Linked DNA regions of Homo sapiens: regions 1 and 3 are each linked to region 2. Evidence: chromatin loops called from intact Hi-C (ENCODE). Cell type or tissue: Calu3. All regions are shown on one strand. Links, peaks and the distances in the headings refer to the core of each region. The heading gives the core; the rest is flanking DNA. Region 1 has its middle 10 kb from the start of PDCD6IP-DT. Region 2 overlaps CRTAP (cartilage associated protein). Region 3 has its middle 25 kb from the start of FBXL2.

Region 1 (8,425 bases), core at 112-8,111, 660 kb before region 2:
AGTAGCTAGGACTACAGGTGCACACTACCATGCCCGGCTAATTTATTTGTTTATTTTTTGTAAAGACGGAATATCCCTATGTTGCCGAGGCTGGTCTCAAACTCCTGGACTCCAGGGATTCTCCTGCCTCAACTTCACAATTCATTTTTAAAATTTCAGCCACAGCATAGAGTTTTGCAATAAACACTCACCTACCCACCACCTAGATTCTAACATTAACATTTTACTATGCATGCTTTATCTCACATTTGTCCATCTAATCTTCCCTCTATCCACCCATAAATCTACCTTGCTTTTTGGATCCATTTCATAGTAAGTTGCAGTCATCAGAAAGGAAAAGTAAAATAAGTAAATTTATTGGTAAATAGGCAATTGATGGGAGTCAAAAGATATTTAAATGATATCAATGAATGTCACTTAAAGTTAAAAAATCGAATAGCAGAAGGAGGTAAAGAAAAAAGGAAGTAAAGAAAAAGACTTTTAAAATGACTCACAAAAGAAAACCCAATGTGATAGATTATAAAATTGGCCACAAACTCTTCCTCTCCCTTTATCATGATTTTGCAGTGTGACATTGCAGATCTTCCCACCAGGAAGTGGAGTCTTTTTCTGCACCCTTTAAGTCTAGGTCGTTGATGTGAGCTGCTTTGGCCAATGGGGCATTAGCAGTTGTGATGCAAGCAGACACTTCAGTCATCAGGGTTTGTCCTCTCTTACTGCACTTGCAACCCCGTGACCTCCATGTGTACCGTCTTGCCTGCTGGATTATGAGAGACGTGGTTGAGTCACTCTCCTAGCCCTAACCAACAGTCTGCTAATTGTCAGACATATGAACAAGGCTATCTTAGATCATCCAACAACCAGGCAACACCCTAGATGACCTCAGACACAGAAGCAAGCACCTGAGAGATCAACTGAGCCAATCTAGACCAGAACTGTTAAGCCAACCTACAGAATTATGAGCTAAATAAATGGCTGGTTTTTAAGTTTTGGCATGGTTTGTTATGCAACAGAAGCTAACTGATACACTATCATTATGGTACATGCAAGCAACATACCTAAAACAAAATGATTCAGAAAGGCTAAATAGAAAGGAATAGACAGACATACTAGGTGCTGTGGACTGAATGTGTACCCCCAACAGTCACTTCTTGAAATTCAGTTCCAAATGCGATGGTATTTGGAGGTGGGACCTTTGGAAGGTAATTAGATTGTGAGCACAGAGCCCTCATGAATAGGATTAGTGCCCTTCTAAGAAGAGACGCAACAGCACTTGCTTCCTCTCTCACTCTGCTATGTGAGGATACAGTAAAAAGGTGTCTATATGCAAAGCAGTAAGAGGGCACTCACCAAAACCCAATCATGCTGGTACCCTGCTCTTAGACTTCACATCCTCCATAACCGTAAGAAATAAATGTTGTTGAAGCCACCCAATCTATAACAGCTTGAACTAACTAAAACACCAGACAAATGGAAACAATAGGAGTGCAGGGTCGTTCTTTTGATATCAGACAATTCAGACCAAAAAGGCTTAAATGTAATTAAGGACATTTCATAATGCTAAAGGCTAAAATTATCCAGAAAAAAAAATGTAGCTAAAAGCCACAATAAAGATAAGAGTTTGAAATATCAAACTTTTGTATCAGCTAACCCAAAATATCTGTGTACCAAGTAACACAGCAACCACCATCATAAAAAAGAAACTATGGGATTACATTTCCAAGTAATAATTTCTTATCTTTGGCCAACTCTGTGAGTAGCTAAGGGAATTTTAAAAAGTGTTACTCAGGGATGATCCAAAGAAGATACATTTGGAAGCAAGATAGGTGGATTAAGTCTGTGCTGAATAATAATTTGTCATACCTCATTATAAGAGATGTGGCCATGGCCAGGCGTGGTGGCTCACACCTGTAATCCCAACACTTTGGGAGGCCGAGGAGGGCAGATCTCTTGAAGTCAGGAGTTTGAAACCAGCCTGGCCAACATGGTGAAAACCCAATTCTAATAAAAATACAAAAAAATTAGCCGGGCGTGATGGCAGGCGCCTGTAATCCCAGCTACCGAGGAGGCTGGGGCAGGAGAATCACTTGAACCCGGGAGGCAGAGGTTGCAGTGAGCTGAGATTGTGCACTACTGCCTGGGTGACAAAGCGAGACTCCGTCTCATAAAAAAGAGAGAAAGAGAGAGATGGCCTTGTAAAATTACAGGACAGAAGGACAGATGGGAAAATATGTATCTTCTACCTTGTGGTTAGGCTGTACTCTATGAAAATTAATATTTGTCCTTGGGAGATGGTGATTCAGCAGTCCCCTGCAGCACAGTCAGGAGAGCAAAGAAGTTCATTGATGACTCACAAGAGAAGTGAGTTCCTTCACCTGTCCTTTACTTTTTGGTGAAACCTGGATAAAGTTCCCCACGTTCTCCACCCTAACTTGGAATATAAGAGAACTCCTCTACTCTCACCCAGCACAGTCTCCCCCAGAGTATTATTCTAGCTTACTTGTTATTAAATGGGTAATTTTGCTCTCCAGTGGTCATTTTTGGTTGTCACAACTTGGTGGGAGAGGATGCTACTAGCCTCTAGTGGATAGAAGCTAGAGATGCTTCTAAACATTCTACAATGCACAGGACAGTCTCTCATAGCAAAAATATTATCCAGCCCTAAATGTCACTAGTACTAAGGGTAAAATTCGCTTGAAAAGCATATTACTCAGAACAGGCTCCAAATTTTGAGAAATATACCGCTAGGGGTATAGTCTGATCTATTTGGAAGGGGTGGGTTGTTCAGAGAATGAATAAAGTCTTGCTTTGAAAGGTGAGAAGAAGGAAGCATTGTTGCAGAGATATTGGCTCCTAAGAATAGGGGAGAAAAATAAGGAAGTGGAGTACATCAATGAGGGGTGAACTTCCAGAGGAATTTTCCATTAAACTAAAGAGAAATTTACTGCCATTTTCTTTATTGACCCCACCCTCATTAAAGGCAGAATGAAGGAACAAGACAGCAAAGAATGTGACTGGCCCCATGGAAAGGAAGTTGTATCCTATCCTGGGGACTCTGTCCAGATGTTCCAGGTGGTGACAAACAGCAACATAATATAGTGGTTTATGCAGACTTCTTCACACATGTGAGGAGCAAGCTTGGAAGTTCAAAGGGTTTGATGTAAGTTGCTCTGTCTGGTAGGCATTGTGGTTCTTCTACCTCCAATATACTTTCACCCATTCACCCCTCTCTGAAGTTAGTATCCTCCTGATCTCACCCTGGGTGTCCTCGCCTCTCCCTCTTTGTTCTTTGTCTTAAGCCTTAAGGGATAAGAATGTGGCTCAGGCCTTAGATCATTATCATAATCCCGTCCTCAAGCCCCAGTAGTACAGAAAAAAAAAAAATGACCCAATTCTGACTATAGAGATGTAAAAAGAGGTTTGCCAGAGATAACAGAGAAGGAAGCTTCTTAGCTCTTTTGAGGGAATTTCTGAAAGTTACCCCACTCTCTAGATGTGGCTGAAAAAAAGTATCTCTGTGTATTAGGGTTCTTGCACACAATAGAAATGAACTGTGGATAATTTAAGCAGAAAGCAAATTTATTAAAGGATATCAATGAGTTCATAGACTCTCTGGAAGACCAGAGAATCCGGCTTCAGGGCCACACAACAATTTATCCTATTGTAGAACTGCTCCAAAGAAAACACCACCATTGCTCCCAATGAGCACAAATACCCCACTGGCAAGGGTGCTGGTCCCTAGGGACTTTCACCTGAACTTCTGCAACTGCTGCTTCTGGAGCTAGTACTGCCACTCTTGCCAGGAGGGTTTCTGCATGGTGATTGCATCTTCATGTCACCAGATTTCACAGAGCTGCAAGGGAGACTGGGAAACAATTTCTGATTTTCACATTGAGAAAATAAGGACTTATAAGATGGAGAACTCTCCATAGGAAAGGTTTTCAAGGGTGCCTTGTGGCCATAAAGAAAACATATGTCCACTATACCTTGGGAGTTGTTGTCAGCCATCTTATAACTTTGATAGGGAATTAGTTTGATGTCCCAGAAGCCAGAAAACGGAGTTAGAAAGAAACTAGGTGGACGATGATATCTCTGAGATGCTGAGTCAAACCCCAGGTGAAGTCCACTCTATTTCTGGGATCTCGGTCCATTGCCTAATAAATCCCCTCCATTGTTCAAACATGTTTGAATTGGGTTTTTTCATCGTTGTTCTTTACAAATGACTGCATCCTAATTGATACATTAAACAAACAAAAAATCATTAGAAAACACTCCTAAATTCCTTTTTTTTTTTTTTTTTTTTTTTTGAGACAGAGTCTTGCTCTGTTGCCCAGGCTGGAGTGCAATCAATGGTGCGATCTCAGCTCACTGCAACCTCCGCCTCCTGGGTTCAAGCGATTCTCCTGCCTCAGCCTCCCGGGTAGCTGGGATTACAGGCGCCCACGACCATGCCCGGCTAATTTTTGTATTCTTAGTAGAGATGGGGTTTCACCATGTTGGTCAGGCTGGTCTTGAACTGCTGACCTCATGATCCACCCACTTCAGCCTCCCAAAATGCTGGGATTACAGGCATGAGCCACCGTGCCCAGCAACACTCCTAAATTCTTAATGATGGCATTACTGGATTATAGAATATGTGCATTTTAAATTTGGGTATATGTTATCATAGATTATCTTCCAATTTTTTGCACGATTTTTTATTTCCAGTAACAGTTTTTGATAGTTTTCTTATACCCTCACTGACACTAAATTCTGTCCTACTTTTTAATATTTATTAACCTGTTAGATGAAAAGTAGTGTATCATTGTACTTTTAATCTTTAATGAATGAATTGTGAGTGAAATCAAAACTCAACATTCAAATTGATTAGGTGTACACAGTACATCATGTTTTCTACGTGTTTTTGTCCTTCCATGTTAAGTTCAGGAACAGAGTCCAAAAGATCAATCCTGCTTATAACTGACTTTAAGAAAGATAGAAAACTACTCCAGTCCAAACAGCCCCCAGCCTCTGCTACCTCTGCCCCACAAGGTGTCACTGTTGAGACACAGAATATCTACTACAGCACGACCTTTCGCAGGATGGAGCTATTAAAATTTAAATGCTCTGGGCTGGGCGCGGTGGCTCGTGCCTGTAATCCCAGCACTTTGGGAGGCCAAGGCAGGTAGATCACGCGCTACTCGGAAGGTTGAGGCAGGAGAATCGCTTGACCCCGGGTGGCGGAGGTTGCAATGAGCCGAGATCACATCACTGCCCTCCAGCCTGGCTGACAGAGCGAGACTCTGTCACCAAGAAAAAAAAAATGTAAATGCTCTGACAATCTATGGTTCCAAAGTTACAAACACAAAGGGCTTTTTTCCTAGGACACATGTGTGATGCTAGAGTAAAATTTGTAGGAACTGAGCTAGAAACTTGTTGTTGCTGCCAGGATTGTTAAGTCCAGGTAAGCAGTCCAGGCTCCCCTCTCCATGGCGAATTTCTCCTGTCTTTTGCTGCTGCCACGTCAGGTCAGGGCCATTCCAGTCCAGAGGTGATATAGCAATATTAACCCTCCTAAAGGAAGTGATCAGGGGTCTCAGTAACTGCCTTCCCAGAAGCTTAGTCTTTGGGAAAATTTGCTGACTTTCTCCCAGCAGCCTTTGAACTTCATGTACCAAAGAAAATGATGAAAAGAGCTTCATTGTCAATTCCCACATGTCCAGCTACAACCTTCCCCTGTGTTTCCTTACATCTACCTAATTAAAATGATCCCTCGGTATGTCTCCCAGAACAGAGGGCTATTAGGGGATCTCCACTAACGGAGATGCTTTACTTATTCGAGGCAGTTCAGCCCAGTGGATAAGAATGTCTGGAATCCTGACTTCCAGAGTTTAAATTCTAACTACAATATTTATCAGCTGTGTCACTCACTCTAGGCCGTTCACTCAACGTCTCTAAGCCTCAGTCTTCACACCTAAAGATGATAAAGAATACTACCTACCCCAAAGGGCTATCATGGGAGTTAAATAAAATACATTAAATACCTGACAGGCTGCCCAGAACACAGTAAGTACTCAATGTTAGTTACTGTTGCTTTTTTTTTTTTTTTTTTTTTTTGTAATTTTATCACTATCATTGCTGAAAGCCTCTTTTTTTTTTTTTTTTTTTTTTTTTTTAATAGTAATGGGGTCTTGCTTTTTGCCCAGGCTGGTCTTGAGCTCCTGGACTCAAGTGATTCTCCTGCCTTAGCCTGCCAAAGTGCTGGGATTACAGGTATGAGCCACCATATCTAGCCAAAAGCCCTTCTTTGTATCTCCTCAATGTTTAGAAGTAGAAATAGTTCATCTCTAGAAAGAAAACATTCTATTAATAAATGATGGACAGAGTGCAGAGAGTTTTTTTTCTCACCAAATCTCATTTCACTTCCCCAAGTCAACCTCTTACCAATAACGGCCACTTTTTATATGATAAATTTAATATGATATCTTGCTGTTAAAAAAAAAAGTTTAAATGAAATTAACACATTTATTTGAGTAAAAGAATGATTCATGAATTGGGAAGCACCAAGACCAAAAGAGGTTATGGGCTCTGCTCTGGAAGCACCTACCTATTATAGGCTGAACACAGAAGCAAAGTGAAGAAATTACCTGAATTGCTACAGCTAAGTGTTTGCCTTATTTGGGTATAATCTGATGGGAGACACCTAGTTATATAGCCAATTCACTCAGTGGCTGTTTGTGATTGGTTAGGGCTGTATTTTTGTTTGTCTATTTAAGTCAGTTATAAGAAATACCTCTAAATTAGGCTTTGGGCTGGGCACGGTGGCTCACACCTGTAATCCCAGCACTTTGGGAGGCCGAGGCGGGCAGATCACTTGAGGTCAGAAGTTTGAGACCAGCTAGGCCAACATGGTGAAACCCTGTCTACCAAAAATATAAAAAATTAGCCCGGTGTGGTGGCACGTGCCTGTAATCCCAGCTACTCGGGAGGCTGAGGCAGAAGAATCGCTTAAACCCGGGAGCCAGAGGTTGCAATGAGCTGAGATCATGCCACTGCACTCCAGCCTGGGTGACAGAGTGAGACTCCATCTCATAAAAATACATAAATACATAAATAAACAAATAAATAAATAAATAAGGCTTCAGCTTGCTTATGTAAGGGCTCAGGGTGCAGAGACAACCTCAGGCTAGTGGCCTTCTTATTTGCTTTAAAACTGCTGAAACATCCCATTGCCATGGGAGTGACTTAAGCCAATTGTCTATTTTTGAGTATTTAGGTTGTTTCTACTCTTTTTTTCTTTTCTTTTCTTTTTTAAGAGAGACAGGGTCTCACTCCATCACCCAGGGTGGAATGCAGTGGTGCAATCATAGCTCACTGTAGCATCAAACTCCTGAGCTCAGATGATCCTCCTGCTTCAGCCTCCTGAGTAGCCAGTACTACAGGCAGACACCACCATCCCCAGCTAATTTTTAAACTCTTTGTAGAGATGGGGTCTCGCTATGTTGCCCAGGCTGGTCTTTAACTCCTGGCCTCAAACAATCCTTCTGCTTCAGTCTCCTAAAGCACTGGGGTTACAGATGTGTCACCCCACCTGACCTGTTTCCACTTTCTTGATGTTGTAAACAACATGGCCAAGATGGTAGTTAACTCTTTATGTGCATTTGTCATTCATTATTATTTTGTTGGATTATTCCAACAAAGTACTGATTATTCTAAGTACTGATTTGTTTTTTTTTTTGAAACAAGAGTCTCACTCTGTCACCCAGGGTAGAGTGCAATGGTGCAATCATAGCTCACTGTAGCCTCAAACTCCTGGGCTCAAATGATCCTCCTGCCTCAGCCTCCCAAGCAGCTAGGACTTACAGGCACATCCACCATGCCTAGCTAATTGTTTTATTTTTTGTAGAGACAGGGTCTCACTATGTTGCACAGGCTGGTCTCCAACTCCTGGGCTCAAGTGATCCTCCCACCTCAGTCCCAACGTGCTCGGATTACAGGCCTGAGCCACTGTACCTGGCCTAACATGGACATTTTTTAAAGCTTTTGATCTGGCTTACGGAATTTTGCCTCATCTAGAAGAGATGGTTGACTGCATTTCTAACAACAGTGTATGAAAGTACTGAAACCTAACCAACATTAGCTATTTTGAGTTTTTTTTTTAGTCTTCACCAATTAAAAAGATGAAAAATTGTTCCTCACAGTTTTAATTTGCATTAATTTTATTTCTAGTAAGTCTATGGATTTTTCTATATGTTTCTTGGCTGATTTTTTGTACACTTTTGTACTTTTTTCCTTTTTTTCCCTTTCAGTTCTAGACCTACAGATGTACTCTTTAAAATGGCTATTTTGAATATTTCTTTTGTAGAATTTTTCTTCTAAGAGTGCTTTCTATTATAAGAGTAATAACCCTTTATTTTTCAAGTTGCAAATATTTTCCCCAATTTTT
Region 2 (8,425 bases), core at 188-8,187:
TCTGCTATACTTTGTAAACCACAGTGGCCAATCTTGTTGGTATCTGGCTGGTGTTCCTTCCTTTAGGGAATGGGGGAATGGCCCCTGTGGCATCTTGGGATCCTGTCTCAGGCTCTGCTTCAAGGATACCCAAACCAAGACATAGGCATTGCATCACTTTCCAGTTTAGAAAGCATTTCCACATGCAACACAGTATTTTATTCTCACAACCCTGGGAGGGCAGTATTATTATTCCCATTTTATAGATAAAGAACTGAGACTCAGTTGTTTAATGCCAGTGATGAGTTCATCCCATACATATTTATAGACAGAAAACAAATTCCACGAAGATGTCTTATTCAGAGGTACTTCACCTAAAACGGGTATAGGAAGAGCAGACCTGGAGGCTCAGGAAACTTGCTGGCCCCATGCTCCTCATCTATAAAGCGAAGGATCAGACCAGAGCAAGCTCACAGCTCTCTTCGAGCTCCAATAGCTGACAAGTCCCCAGCTTTCTCAGTAAGCATTTTCCAGTTTGTTCCAAACAAATACTCTAAATACTACCGCTAATGATGGCTTTTCTGTGACCAGACTCATCACAAAATGACCACTCCATAACCAGTTGAGTCAGGGTCAGAAAAGGGGTCAGCTGAGTAAGGTGGAATCAGGAATTTCAAGCAATTCTAGAGAATGACAAAATGCTTACAGTAAAGATGCAATTTAGAAAAAATAATAATAGCAATAGTCTAGCAGAAAAATTGGGGTGTGAGTATCCATGTCTCTTCAGAGTGCTGAGCAATTAAAAATTCACTGTTTTTATATAAAGTGAAAAGATGAAGAATGACCACTGTGAATTCCTGGAGTGTGGCCCCACACCCGTTTCGCTATCAGGAAATGTGGCACTCCTGCCTAGGTTTCCTAGAAAGCCGCTCTTTCCCATGCCAGCATTCTGACTGTCACTGAAACACCCACAGGAACTGTCTTTCTCAAGGTCCCCTCTGTTTCTTACTTCAGGGAGGACTCAGCCTTCCAGTGATTCTAGCAAAGATGTGAGTAATATTTTCTCGTAGCCACCAGACATGTGCTAAGCATGAAAACTTACCTCATCATCATCCATTATATTTTCCTTAGCAAAGTCATACAGCTCCTTCTGGAGTGTGGTCACATTAAAGAACTGAACTGCTTCCTGTTCAGACACAACAGAGAACAGTTTATAGGACCAACCTTTTCATCTTAGAACTGGGAGGAGGGAGGAACAGGATATGGGGTTTTTTCTAAGGTGATGAAAATGTTTAAAATTAGATAGTGGTAATGGCTGTACAACTCTGAATATACTAACAACCACTGAATTGTACACTTTAAAAAGGTGAATTCTATCCTATATAAATTATATCTCAATTTTTAAAAAAGAGTGGCCAGCCCTCAGTGGAAGACAAACTTATGAAAATCAAGATGGCATATAGAAATCCCAATGAAAATACAAGAGCAAAGATCAATTAGAAAAAATCTTTTGAAAGTAATATATAATGAATGGGGTTCACTGACAACACATGCTAAGTGGTGAGTTTGCCTATCAAGGGAATTAAATGATGGTCCATCCGCAAAAGAGACTACCAGGGAGCTGTTAAAGGATAATAATTAAGATGATACATGGATGTGACATGGAGAAATATTCACGACAAATTGTCAGAAAGACAAAGTTGCAAAAAGTTGTAAAACTATGTAAATATGACCTTGTTTTTATAAAAATACACAAATATTTACTATATATATGAGTAAATATATACCTTTAAAGCAGGAGATAAAGAGATGGCACAGGCTGGGCGCAGTGGCTCATGCCTGTAAATCCCAGCACTTTGAAAGGCTGAGGTGGGCAGATCACCTGAAGCCAGGAGTTCGAGACTAGCCCAGCGAAACCCCATCTCTACTAAAACTACAAAAATTAGTGTGATATGTTGGTGCACGCCTGTAATCCCAGCTACTCGGGAGGCTAAGGCAAGAGAATCGCTTGAACCCAGGAGGCAGAGGATGCAGTGAGCCAAGATCACGCCACTGCACTCTAGCCTGGGTGACAGAGCAAGACTCTGTCTCAAAAAAAAAAAAAAAGAGAGAGAGAAGGTGTAGGATTACGAGAGAATTTTGTTTTCCGAGAGAGAAAGAAGGTGTAGGATTATGAGAGAATTTTGTTTTCAAAGTAAAATATTTCTGTAATGTTTGAAATTTGTAGAGTTTTTACAGATTCAGAAATCAGAATGAAGCAGTAAAATGTTAAAACACACACATGCACAAAACTACAGAAAAAAATGACTTTTCCTTGATTTCCTTTTTTTTGGCGCAATCTCGGCTCACAGCAACCTCTGCCCCTGGGTTCAAGCGATTCTTCTGCCTCAGCCTCCCAAGTAGCTGGGACTACAGCCACGTGCCACCACGCCTGGCTAATTTTTGTATGTTTAGTAGAGATGGGGTTTCACCGTGTTGGCCAGGCTGGTCTCGAACTCCTGACATCATGATCCGCCCGCCTCGGCCTCCCAAAGTGCTGGGATTACAGGCATGAGTCACCGCGCCCAGCCCCTTTATTTCCAAAATAACCCTTTCTCTTAAGGCACGAGGTAGTCTCCAGAAGGCAAGAATGAAGAGAAAAGGGAAGGTGTGGTGCACCAGACTTACAGGTCTGGGCTGGAAGTGCTCATCCGAGAGGCCCCAAGTGTCCCTGTGGTACTGGTAATACACCAGGTTCTGCTGCATGACCTTGTCATTCTGATCAAAGAGCAGATAGCTGACTGCACAGGGGGCTGCATTCTTCAGGTCGTTCACTAGGGTTGGGAAGAAAAGACAAATGAAGAAATCAGCAAACCACACCCTATAATTTCTCTGCTTCTAAACAAAAAGGCCATATGAACAAGCCCCTTCTCCACAGTCCTTCTTCAGAGAGCCTGGGGCCGACTGGCAGCCCTGGGTGGGCAGGCCACAGATGGGGTCTCCACGGCAGCCTGGAGGCCAGGCTTGAAACTTAGTTCTAGTTAGGCACATGCCTATGGAGAAATGCCTATGTTCCACTTCCAGCTCTGGTGACCTGAGCTGGTCTCAGGTCCCTGGAAGCAGCTGGAAAAAGCTGGATTGTCCTGGGGCTGAGGGAGATAGGGAGGATGTGCTCAGCAAACAGGTGTCTCATCTGGGTCCTAGAGTGTCTGGATCCCATCTGGATGGGACCACAGTCTCCAGATCTAGGTTAGCTCCCCTACAGCTAAACCAGACCTGGAAAACCCAAAGGATGGTGGAGCCTCTGGGTTGGAGGGGATTTGGAAAGTCGCCTAGTTTTGCCACCTCCTGAGGTTGGAACTCCCACCTCCAGCCTCTCTGCTTGGTGTTGCCCACCTGTGACAGTACCTTCAGCATAGGGATTTTGCAGGGCTTGGGATTTGTCTTGGGAGTGCAGGATGAGGAAGAGGTGATGAGACACAAGCCCCTGGTATGTATTCTGGCACATTCCACTCTAATTTACACAACAGTACCTTTGCTAAAGCTGTGGTTGGCCGGAGAAGCCAAAGCTTGGGTATGAATAAATTGTGCCACCCAGTGGCTGTTTCCTGTAATGACTACTTTAAAGCCAGCTCTTAGGGACATTTACTCTTCAAATATAAATAATACCACCTGCCCTCAAGCAATGTAGCATGGTAGGTGGTCTAGAAAAAATTCAAAACGGGGCAGATTTTCAGGAAGCTCATTTCAGGAAGTACACTTCATTCATACTGTTGATCCCCGAAAGCAGATTTCCTGGGAAGCAGCAAGCATAGCTAGAGGCCTCAGTCCACCAGTGTTGATAAGTCTTTGCCAGTTTCTGATATGCAGGGCGATTTTCAGGGCACGTGAGGATTTCAGAGGCCCAGGGAGCTGCCAGAGCCCGCATGCATCCAGAACACTTCTAAATTCCTAGTGTTCTAGCTTTATACATTTAGAACCAAGCCATGCTCAGTGAGCTAGAAGACCTTATGGCTTTTTATATTTATATAATACATATTCTTTTTCTTTTTCTGACCTTCAGGGTGCAAGGCTTACGTGTTCTGAAGAGGATGGGAGGTGAGATAAAGAGGAACCCCCCCCCGCAAAAAAAAAACACAATTACCACAGTGGGAAAGGAGGGCTAAAGCCAAGATCACCTCTCTCACTCTTCCCAAGGCACCCTGAGACCAGCCACTCCTGAGTGTGAAGGGGCGACCCAGGGGATCTATTCTAGCCAGAAACCTGCCACCGCTAGACCCTGGCATTTCATTAGGGCAGAGGAAGTCCTACTGCCACTTTCCCTAATAATTCTTCTGTGCTTGGAACTGAACTGCCAAGGGACACACTGCTTGAACAAGTGGCACTTGGCAAAGTCAGGTACAGGGAGAGGAGGAAAAGCCGAAACACGCAGGCTCTGAAGTCTAACCCTGAACTTCCTTCTCTCCCACGTTTGCTTCCCATTGTCCACTAGAACGTTCTGATTGAGAAACTCCCATTTCAGATCAAGGGAGGACCAACTAGAATGAAACTAACAGGACGGGCGCAGTGGCTCACACCTGTAATCCCAGCACTTTGGGAGGCTGAAGTGGGTGGATCACTTGAGGTCAGGAGTTCAAGACTAGCCTGGCCAAGATAGTGAAACCACATATCTACTAAAATTACAAAAAATTAGCTAGGCGTGGTGGCACACACCTGTAATCCCAGCTACTCAGGAGGCTGAGGAAGGGGAATCACTTGAACCTGGGAGGCGGAGGTTGCAGTAAGTCAAGATCACACCACTGCACTCCAGCCTGGGCAACAGAGCAAGACTCTGTCTCAAAAAAAAAAAAAAAAAAAAAAAAAGAAAAGAAAAGAAAGAAAGAAAAAAGAAAAGAAAATAAACTCTAACAGTCTGAAAAGTAAAGCTAGTGATAAGGAGGAAGGGAAATAATGATAACAAAAACAAACACACAGTTTGCTATGTGCCAGTGTGGGAATACCCCAGACATTTCACATCTATTAACTCATTTACTCCTCAGGACAATCCTATGAGGTTAGTACTACAATCTCTATTCACAATGAGGAAACTAAAGCACAGAGAAGCTAGTAAGTGATAAGGCTGAAATCGAACCCAGGCACTGTGGTTACAGGCTCTGCCCTGAATCACTAAGCCATGCTGCCTTTTTGTGCAAAGCATAGCACCAGGGTTGTCAGTGGACCTTGATGAACTCTCAACAACCGTAGCTAAGAGTTATTACCTCTATTTTACAGTCTTAGAAGGACTAAGTGCCTCACCCAAGATGTCACAGAAGATTACTTACACTTATAATAGGCAAACTGCAAGTAATGATACATGGTAGCCACAAATTTCTCAACCGGATAGCCTCCTATAACTGGGGTGAGGTTCTCTTCACACTGTATTTTGCATTCCAGAACTTCTACATAATGATCTGAAACAAAACATATAAATTTTCAGAGCAGTGGATCCATTACTTTCTTAATATGCTACTGCCTCCTGCCCAAATGAAAAAGTTAAAAGAAAAATATTTACAGGCCGGGCGCGGTGGCTCACGCCTGTAATCCCAGCACTTCGGGAGGCTGAGGCGGGCGAATCACAAGGTCAGGAGGATCGAGACCATCCTGGTTAACACAGTGAAACCCTGTCTCACTAAAAATACAAAAAATTAGCTGGGCGTCGTGGTGGGCGCCTGTGGTCCCAGCTACTCAGGAGGCTGAGGCAGAAGAATGGCGTGAACCCGGAAGGTGGAGCTTGCAGTGAGCCGAGATCGCGCCACTGCACTCCAGCCTGGGCAACAGAGCAAGACTCCGTCTCCAAAAAAAAAAAAAAAAAAAGAAAAAGAAAAATATTTTCAACACCTACAAGGAGCTGAAAATCTTTAATATACAAAGTTGTTTCAAATCAATATGAAAAAGATGAACATCCACTATATAAATGGCCAAATGATATTAATAGAAATTATTAAAATGTCTAAAAAACATTGAGAGACACTACACCTCTTTTGTAATTAGGAAATACAATTACCCCCAAAATAATTTAAACTACCAAATTGCAAAAGTTTTACAAATTCATACTGTAGTATTAAGAAGAGAACAGTGAAACTTACACTCTCATATTCTGTTGATGGAAGCAAAACAGGAACAAACTTTTTGGAGAACAATTTGGCAAAATTTATCAAAGGTTAAAATACACATATTTTCCAACCCAGCTGTCTACTTCTAGGAAATTTTCTTTAGACACAGGCATACATAAACACTGTTTATAACAACAAACAAACAAACTTGTAAGTACCTAAATGCCAATCAATAGGATGAGGATTAATAAATTACAGTATATAAAAATAACAGAATCTACACAGCCTTTGAAAGAGAGTAAGGTGAACCTAAATATAGTCAAAGACTACAATTCCCATGCAGCTAGGTTGGGGCCATATGACTAGTCGTGGCCAATGACATGTTGAGAGTAACAATTAAGGAATGCTACTTCCAGGCCTAATCCCTAAAATCTCCCACATGATCCTTGGCTCCCTCCCTTTTCTCCCTTTATGCAGCTAGAAGCAAAAGACTCCAGAAGGGTTGCACACATTTCATAAGACTGTGGAGGAACAGGCACTTTCAAACATTGCTGGTAGGAAGTACAAAATGATACCTTAAAACACTAAAATTAATTTACAGAAACATTTACTCTTTGAACTATTATTTCCACTTTGGTTGACTCTGAAAACACGCCTCCATACTTACTACCATCACCAACAAAAAAGCCTTACATACTTACTACCACCAACAACAAAAAATTAACATCAACAATAAGGGTGCAAACAAACATCATACATATCTTGACGTGATATCCTGAGGAGGACATTTATATAGCGGTCCAGCCAAAAATACACAACCTGAATGTAACTGTGAAGACACATAATAGAAACCCAAATTGAGGAATGTTGACAAAGTAATTAGCCTATATTCTTAAAAAATATCATTGGCATAAAAAGACAAAGAAGGCCAAAGGATTGTTCCAGATTAAAGAATTCTAAAGGAAGATGACAAATAAATAGGAAGCATGATTCTGAACTGGAACCTGTACCAGGAAAAAAAAAGGTGCTAGAAAGAACATTATTGTGACAATTAACAAAAAGAGAATATGAACTACAGATTGAATACAAGCATTGTATCTAGTATATTAAGTTTCCTGAATTTAATTACTATGGATATTTAGATAATATTATTGTTCTTAGGAAATAAACTGAAGTATAATGGGGTAAAGAGTAATAATGCATGTGCAACATACTTCCAAATAGTTCTGAAATAAAAATAATTATACAGAGCTGGGTGCGGTGGCTCAAGCCTATAATCCCAGCACTTTGGGAGGGCAAGGCGGGCGGATCACTTGGGGTCAGGAGTTTGAAACCAGCCTGGCCAACACAGCAAAACGCTGTCTCTACTAAAAATACAAAACATTAGCCAGGTGTGGTGGCGCCTGCCAGTAGTCCCAGCTACTCAGGAGGCTGAGGCAGGAGAATTGCTTCAACCCGGCAGACAGAGGTTGCAGTGAGCCAAGATCGCACCACTGCACTCCAGCCTGGGCGACAGAGTGAGACTCAGTCTCAAAAATAAAATATAATAGGCCGGGTGCGGTGGCTCACGCCTGTACTCCTAGCACTTTGGGAGGCCGAGGTGGGTGGATCACCTGAGGTCAGGAGTTCGAGACCAGCCTGGCCAACGTGGTGAAACCCCGTCTCTACTAAAAATATAAAAATTAGCCAGACGTGTTGGTGCATGCCTGTAATCCCAGCTACTCGGGAGGCTGAGGCAGGAGGATTGCCTGAACCTAAGGGGCAGAGGTTGCAGTGAGCCGAGATCGCGCCGTTGCACTCCAGCCTGGGCAACAAGAGGGAAACTCCATGTCAAAAATAAATAAATAAATAAATAAAATAATAACAATAATAATTATACCCACAGCACATATGGAGAGAGCAATAAAGTAAATGTGGCACAATCAATGTTACAAATTGGTGAATCTAGGTAAGGTGTACATGAGAGTTCTTTGTATGATTCTTCCGACTTCTCTACAAGTTTGAAATTATTTAAAAATAAAAACTAAAGAAACTCTAAATATCTATATATCTATACTGTGAGAGGAAAATAAATCTCAGGACCTCAAAATCACTAAGCCAAAGGGAAAAGTCAAGCTGGGAACCATGTAGGACAAATGTGTTTCCCATCCTATTCCTAAATAAGATAGCTACAAAAATTTAAAAAAAAAAAAAAAAAGCCACAAATCTCTCTCATAATTTGCCCACAAGGAAGTTTTTGTGGACAAAGGACAGGCAGAACTCAGTCATCCCTCTGCTCACATGGAACAAATGTATATATGGTTGTTTCCTTTGCTCTGTTGTTTCACTAAGCCAGACTAAAGCATAAGTGACTATTCCTGCAAATTGCATATTCA
Region 3 (8,425 bases), core at 297-8,296, 120 kb before region 2:
ATGGGATTAAATTGTAGGACACTCAGTCGGGATCTGGAGAGTTGCAAAATTGCTTGGTGTGGGGGAAAAAAAAATCCACCTATTTGCTGTCAAAAGTATTGTATGTGTACAGAAACAGTGAATGTTTTATCAGAAATAGTTTTCTGTATTTTCTGTACTCTGGAATACTTTGTGTAAGATAGCAATTTTCTCTTCCCTAAAGTTTTTGCAAAACTTGTTTGTAAAATTATTGGACACATTTGGGAAATTACACAAAAATTTCCATTTCTTGTGTGGTTAGTGGGTCTATTTAGGTTTTCTATACTTTCTTCAGTTGATTTTTGTAATTTCCATCTTTATAGAAAATGATTATTTTCATCTGGATTTTCAAATTTATTAGTGCAAAATTACCTCTTACAAGGTTTTAAACGCTTTTACATGTCCTCCCTTTTTCACTTAATCAATATTATCAGGACTTAATCTGTATTATTTTATTAATTTTTTCAAAAAGCCATCTTATGGTTCCAATCAATTCCATTTTTCCTATGTGATTAATTTCTGCCTTTATTTGTTTTAATTACTAGACTATTTTTTAGAGCTATTTTAAGTTTACAGAAAAATTGAGCAGAAAGTACAGGGTTCATATACACTTCGTATCTCTCCAACCCACACACAATTTCCGCTATTATTAACATCTTGCATTATAGTAGTTCATTTGTTAACGGATGAATCAACACTGATGCATTATTATTAACTAAGGTCCATAGTTTAATTAGGGTTTATTCTGTGTTGTACGACGGGTTTTGACAAATGTGCAAGGTCATGTATCTACTATTACAGTATTATACAGAATAGTTTTATGATCTGAAAATCCCTTGTGCCGCTCCCTCCCCCACCACCCATCAATCTCTGACCCCTACTGACCTGCTGATCTTTTCTTTTTCTTTCTTTCTTTTTTTTTTTTTTTTTTAGACGGAGTCTCGCTCTGTCGCCCGGGCTGGAGTGCAGTGGCGCGATCTTGGCTCACTGCAACCTCTGCCTCCCAGGTTCAAGTGATTCTCCTGCCTCAGCCTCCTGACTATCTGGGACTACAGGCGCCCACAACCACGACCTGCTAACTTTTGTTAGCAGGTATTTTTAGTAGAGACGAGGTTTCACCATGTTGGCCAGGATGGTCTCTATCTCTTGACCTCGTGATCCGCCCGCCTAGGGCTCCCAAAGTGCTGGGATTACAGGCGTGAGCCACCGCGCCCGGCCCCATACTGAACTTTTTACTGGTTTTTTTTTTTTTTTTTTTTTTTGGAGAAGGGGTCTCGCTCTGTCACCCAGGCTGGAGTGCAGTGGCGCGATCTCGGCTCACTGCAAGCTCCGCCTCCCGGGATCATACCATTCTCCTGCCTCAGCCTCCCAAGTGGCTGGGACTACAGGCACCCGCTACCACGCCCGGCTAATTTTTTGTATTTTTAGTAGAGACGGGGTTTCACCGTGTTAGCCAGGGTGGTCTCGATCTCCCGACCTCATGATCCGCCTGCCTTAGCCTCCCAAAGTGCTGGGATTACAGGCGTGAGCCACCACATCCGGCCATTTTTACTGTCTTTATACCTTTGCCTTTTCCAAAATGTAGTAGTTGGAGTCATACAGTATGGAGCCTTTTCAGACTGGCTTCTCTCACTTACCAATATACATTTAAGGTTCTTCCATGTCTTTTCATGGTTTCACAGCTCTTTTATTTTTATTGCTGATAATAATCTGTTGTGTGGATGTACCTGTTTATCCATTCACCTACTGAATGACATATTGGTTGTTTCCAAGTTTGGGTAATTATAAATAAAGCTGCTATAAACTTTGTATGCAGGTTTTTGTGTTCATTTTCAACTCATTTGTGTAAATACCAAGAAGCACAATTGCTGGGTCATATGGAAGGAGTATATTTAGCTTTCTTTAAAAAACTGCCAAACTGTCGTCCAAAGTGGCTGTATCATTTTGCACTCCCACCAGCAATGGATGAGCATCCTTGTTACTCTATAGCCTCACCAGAAGTTTTGGATTTTAGCCATTCTAATAGGTATATAGTGGTGTATAATTGTTCTAATTTGCAGTTCTCTAATGATATATGATATTATCTTTATCTTTTCATTTGCTTATTTGCCATCTGTACAACGCTGTGATCATAACTCACTGCAACCTCAAACACCTGGGGTCAAATGATCCTCCCAACTCAGGCTGCTGAGTCGCTAGGACTACAGGTGCATACCACCAGCTAATTTTTAAATTTTTTTTAGAGACGGGGTCTTGCCATGTTGCCCAGGCTAGTCCTGAACCCCTAACCTCAAGCAATCCTCCAACCTTGACTTCCCAAAGTGCTAGGATTACTGCATCTGGCCAAGAAGTGTTTTTTAAACTTCCACCGTGGCTGTCAATTTCTTTTGCATCCTTTGTCAATTTTTGTGTTATATAAAATTTAAAGCTATATTGTCCGTGCAATAGAATTGAGAGTCCAGAAATAAACCCATACATCTATGGTCAATTTTCAGCAAGGAGGTAAAGATCATTCAATAGGAAAAATAATAGTCTTTTCAACAAAATGTGGTGGGATAACTAGATATCCACATGCAAAAACAAAAGTAAAGTTGAGTTCTTACCTTACACCAAGCAAAAAATGAACTCAAAATGGATCAAAGACCTAAATGTAAGAGCTAAAAAATAGAAGATTCTTAGAAGGAAATATAGAAATTAATCTTCGCCACCTGGGATTTGACAAAGAATTCTTAGATATGACACTAAAAGCACAAGCAACCAAAGAAAAAATAGATAAATGGGGCTTCAACAAAATGAAAAACTTTTGTGTCTCAAACGACACAATCGAGAAAGAGAAAAGACAGCCCACAGAATGGGAGAAATTTTTTGCAAATCATGTATTTGATAAGGGACTTGTATCTAGAATGTATAAAGAATATTTACAACTTAATAATAAAAGGAAAAATACCTCAACTTAAAAATAGGCAAAGGCTCTGAATAGACATTTCTCTAAGAAAGATATATAAATAGCCAATAAGAACGTGAAAAGATACTTAGAATTATTAATCAGGAAAAGGCAAATCAAAACCACAATGAAGACCAGGCACAGTGGCTCACACCTGTAATCCCAGCACTTTTGAAGGCTGAGGCAAGTGGATCACTTGAGGGTCAAGAGTTTGAGACCAGCTTGGCCAACATGGTGAAACCCCATCTCTACTAAAAATACAAAAATTAGCCAGGCATGATGGTGGGCAGCTGTAATCCCAGCTACTCAGGGGACTGAGGCAGGAGAATCACTTGAACCCAGGAGGCGGAGGTTGCAGTGACCTGAGATCATGCCACTGCACTCCAGCCTGGGTGACAGAGTGAGACTGTCTCAAAACAAAACAAAAACCAAGCAAACAAAAAAAAAAAACCCACACAGTGAAATACCACTTCACACCCACTAGGAGGACTAGAATCAAAAGGTCAGATAGTAACAAGTGCTGGTGTCAATGTGGAGAAATTGGAACTCTCATAAACTACTGGTGGGAATATAAAAATGGTACAGCCACTGTGGAAAACAGTTTGACAGTTTCTCAAATGCTTAAACATAAAGTTACCATATAACCCAGCAATTCTTGTAAGTAAATATCCAAGAAAAGTGGAAACATGATTATACAAAAATTTTTATCTGAGTGTTCATAGAAACACTATCCATAATAACCAAAAGGAGGAAACAAACCAAATGTCCATCAGTAGATGAATAGACAAACAAAATGTGGTATATCCACATAACGTAATGTTCAGCCATAGAAAAGAAATGAAGTACTGATGCATGCTAGAACTTGGATGAGTCTTGAAAACATTGTGCAGTGAAAGAAGCCAGTTACAGAAGCCCAATTATTATATGATTCCATTCACATGAAAGTTCAGAAATCTATAGAGATAGAAAATAGTTGTTTAGGGCTGGAGGAGGAATGGGTTGGTAGGGTGATGATGACTAAAGGGTATGAGGTTTCTTTCCGAGTGATGAAAATATTTTAAAACCGACTGGTGGTGGTTGTACCTATCTGTGAATATACTAAAAACCCTTGAATTGTGCACTTTAAATGGGTGAAATACATGGTTTGTAAATTATATCTTAATAAAATAGCTTTTAAAAAATATATATGTTTTTAGCTCCTACACATTCTTAACAAATATCATCTTGACAATTTGTCATTTTATCAATATGAAATATCCCTCTTGGTCCTGAATTTTTCACCGTGAATCCTATTTACTCTTTATTACTTTACCAGATATCTTGCGTTATTATTAATCTGGTGTATCTTTCTCTATTCCTTTGTTATTAATTTTTCTGTGTTTCTTTCACCAGGTTTTTGTTTGTTTTAGAGAAGGGAGTCTCACTGTGTTATGTAGGCTGGCCTTGAACTCCTGGGGTCTATCAATACTCCTGCCTCAACCTCCCAAGTAGCTGAGACTACAAGCATGAGCCACCATGCCCAGCTTCTGTGTTGTTTTGCTCTAGGTTGTGTCCTTTGGAAGGTTGATTTTAGGTGATAGATAGATAGAAAGATAAACAATTTTTCACATATATGCATGCATAGATAGATGCCCTGTCTTTGAATAGATGAGTTTATAGATAATTTTTCATACATATGCATTTATGTATTATGTACGTGATTTATATAGGAATATGTTGTATCTGCAATATGAGATGCCCTCTCTATGAATTGATGAGTTTAATCTGTCCACATTTATTATGAATACTGTTGTATTTGAACTTGTTTCTGCAAACTTATTTTATAGGTTCCAGGTACTATTGTTTGGGTCTTTTTGCTTGTTTCTTCCTTACTGTTTGATTGAACAAGTTTTTCATTTTTCCCTCTACTTGTTTGAAAGATATACACATTGTTTCTAAACTTTTAGTAATTACTCTTAAAATATCAAAATAAACACACAAACATTTTTCTGTCAAAGTAGTTAATCAGTCGCTCTTTCCACCAAATAAAACAAGAACTCTAGTATGAGTTTTTCTTCCTTTTATCCTCAACCCTTACTTAACTCATATTATTTTTTAGAATTTTTTCTAAATATTTGAAATGGTTTCAAACCCACAGAAAGTTATGGTAAAAGAAAAGTTGCAAGAACAGTACAAGAACTCCCACATATCCTTAACCTAGATTCCCTAATTGCTAACATTTTATCACATTTGCTTCACTTTTGCTCAGTAGAGAGGTAGATAGATATATAATTATAAAATACTTTACTGGCATGATGCTGCATTATCCCTAAACACTAATTAGAGCTTCCCCCAAACAAGAACATTCTCCTCTGTTACCACGAAGCAGTCCTCCAGCTCAGGAAATCAACATTGATCCAACACTGCCATCCAATCCACAGACCCCATTCAAATTCCACCAACTGTCTCAACTATGTCTTTTTTTTTTTTTTCCTATCTGCTCCAGGAATACACTGCATTCCTTTAGCAGACTGTTTCTAAGGTGGCTCTCATGATCCTTGCTTCCTTGTGGTCAGGCCTGTGTATTATACTCTTCCACTGAGTATATGCTGGACTTACTGTCTTCTAACAAATAGAAAACAGCAGAAGTGATGGGATATCACTTCTGATATTTGGTTACAGAAAGACAGTGACTTTTTCCTTGGGCAGTCTCTCCTGCTCTCGTGCTCACTTTCAAGGAAGCAGCTGCCATCATGAGTTGCCCTATGGAAAGAATAGATAACCATCAATCCTGTGTGATAAGGAATTGATGTCTCCAGTCCCTAGTTCTGTCCATAGCTACATAAATGAGCTTGGAAGTAAATCCTCCCTTATTTGGGCCTTGGGATGACCATAGCCCTTAGCTAACAACTTGATTGCTGCTTTGTAAGAGACCTTAAGCCAGAAACATCCAGCTAAGCCACATTTGGATTCCTGTCTCACAGAAACTGCGAGATAATAAATGCTTGTTGAAATCAGTATATCAAAGAGATATCTGCATTCCCATGTTTGTTGCAGCTCTGTTCACAATAGCCAAGATTTGGAGGTGACCTAGTGTCCATCAACATGTGAATGGATAAAGAAAATATGGTACTTATACACAATGGAGTACTATTCAGCCACAAAAAAAAGAATGAGATTCAGTCATTTGCATCAACATGGATGGAACTGGAGGTCACTATGTTAAGTGAAATAAGCCAGGTACAGAAAGACAAACATCGCATTTTCTTACTTATGTGTGAGATCTAAAAATTAAAAAAAAAAAATTGAACCCATGGAGATAGAGAGCAGAAGGATAGTTACTAGAGGCAGTGAAGGATATTGTGGGGTGGGGGGTGAGGAGGGCATGGTTAATGGGTACAAAAAGAATAGTTAGAATGAATGAATAAGACCTAGTATTTGATAACACAACAGGGTAACTAATAGTCAATAATAATTTAATTGTACATTTTAAAATAAAGAGTATAATTGGATTGTTTGTAACACAAAAGATAAATGCTTGAGGGGATCTGATATGGTTTGGATAGGTGTCCCTGCCCAAATCTCATGTTGAAATGTAATCCCCAGTGTTGGAGGTGGGGCCTGGTGGGAGGTGATTAGATCATGGGGGTGGGTTTCTCATGAATGGCTTAGCACCATTTTCTTGGTACTGTCCTTGAGACAGCGAGTGAATGCTCCTGAGATCTGGTCATTTAAAAGTGTGTGGGGCCAGGTGCGGAGGCTCATGCCTGTAATCCCAGCACTTTGGGAGGCTGAGGTGGGTGGATCATGAAGTCAGGAGATCAAGACCATCCTGGCTAACACGGTGAAACCCCGTCTCTACTAAAAATACAAAAAATTAGCTCGGCATGGTGGCGGGTGCCTGTAGTCCCAACTACTCGGGAGGCTGAGGAAGAAGAATGGCATGAACCCGGGAGCCGGAGCTTGTAGTGAGCCAAGATTGCACCACTGCACTCCAGGCTGGGTGACAGAGTGACACTCCGTCTCAAAAAAAAAAAAAAAAGTGTGTGGAACCTCCCCACTCTTTCTTTCTGCTTCTGCTCTGGCCATGTGAGGTACCTTCTCCACTTTGTCTTCTACCATGATTTTAAGTTTCCTATGGTCTCCCCAAAAGCTGAGCAGATGCCAGCATCATGTTTCCTGTACAACCTGCAGCAATGTGAGCCAATTAAACCTCTTTTCTTTATAAATCACCCAGTCTCAGGTATTTCTTTATAATAATGCTAGAACAAACTAATACAGGATGGATACCCCATTTTCTGTGATGTGGTTATTATACATTGCATGCCTGTATCAAAACATCTCATGTATCCCATAAACATATACACCTACTATGTACTCACAAAAATTTAAAATTTAAATTAGGGCTGGGCACTGCAGCTCACACCTATAATCCCAGCACTTTGGGAGGCCAAGGTGGGAGGACTGCTTGAGCCCAGGAGTTTTGAGACCAGCCTGAGCAACATGATGAAATCCCACCTCCACAAAAAATACAAAAAAATTAGCTAAGCATGGTCATGCATGCCTCTAGTCCCAGCTACCTGGGAGCTTGGGGTGGAAGAATCACCTGAGCCCAGAAAATCGAGGCTGCAGGGAAGCATGTTCACATCACTGCTCTCCAGCCTGGGCAACAGATTGAGACCCAGTCTAGAAATTAATTAATTAATAGATAAATAAATAAATATTAAAATAAATAAACTATATTTTTAAAAATACAAAATAAATGATAGTTGTTTTCAGCCATAAGTTTTGGAATAATTTGTATGCATCAATACATAACTAATATAGTTGTCATGTCTCTTGAGGCTCCTTCAATGCAGAACAATTCCTCAGTCTTTCCCTGTCCCTTATATCCTTGATGGACTTAAAGAATAGACGCCTTTCATTCTGTAGAGTGACCTGTAACTTGGATTCATCTGATGTTTGCTTATGGCCAGATTCAGACATGTACTCTTGGCAGGAACACCATAGTAATGATGCTATGCTTCTCAGCGTATCACATCAGGAAGTAATGATATCAATGTGTGCTATCACTTGTGAGGTTAACCTGGACTATTGGTCAAGAACCAGGGCTGCTCTATAAAGTGTTCCCACTGTAAAGTCACCATTTTTCCCTTCATAGGGGATTTGAAAAATTGTGGGAATATATTTTGATAATATGTTAATATTAAACCTCCATATACCAACCTTAGCAAACATTGACCACCATTACCCATATCAACTACCACTATGATGTTTGCCTATTGATGGTTATCTATTTCCATTATTCCTTCTACACTTACTCATACATTTTCTTCTGCAAGGAAGAGCTTTCCCTTCTCCACATGCATTTCTGCACTCTTGTATTTATATCAGTATGGACTCAAATTCTTATTTTATTCAATGGATTGTAATTTAATATTGTTATTATTTATTTTGCTGTTAAAATTGTCCTGGATTTGGCCA

Evidence for each region. Hi-C counts contacts between places; a loop is a spot of excess contacts. Peaks named below come from ENCODE experiments on the same cell type or tissue, not always from the same donor. Only the 100,000 strongest peaks of a DNase experiment are listed, where the experiment ranks them.
Region 1: it touches region 2 in a loop (5-fold over the local background); 29 of 110 quality-filtered maps call a loop at or near these places.
Region 3: it touches region 2 in a loop (6-fold over the local background); 12 of 110 quality-filtered maps call a loop at or near these places.

Annotation. Positions count from the first base shown.
Region 1 is chr3:33,784,206-33,792,630 of GRCh38, reverse strand. No RefSeq gene overlaps it. Among named protein-coding and RNA genes, the nearest start is that of PDCD6IP-DT, 10 kb to the left of the region's middle. RefSeq lists an enhancer at 2,485-3,382 and a silencer at 5,111-5,170. In Calu3, for the core only: a CTCF peak has its summit at 5,066 (motif pointing right); a DNase peak (open chromatin) is centred at 5,050.
Region 2 is chr3:33,126,922-33,135,346 of GRCh38, reverse strand. CRTAP (cartilage associated protein) reads right to left here. Exons shown (of 7, transcript NM_006371.5): 4 at 5,280-5,408; 5 at 2,647-2,792; 6 at 1,082-1,165. Among named protein-coding and RNA genes, the nearest start is that of CRTAP, 17 kb to the right of the region's middle. RefSeq lists enhancers at 981-1,050, 3,608-3,657. In Calu3, for the core only: no CTCF peak of the experiment used is centred there; a DNase peak (open chromatin) is centred at 3,526.
Region 3 is chr3:33,247,941-33,256,365 of GRCh38, reverse strand. No RefSeq gene overlaps it. Among named protein-coding and RNA genes, the nearest start is that of FBXL2, 25 kb to the left of the region's middle. In Calu3, for the core only: a CTCF peak has its summit at 3,585; no DNase peak of the experiment used is centred there.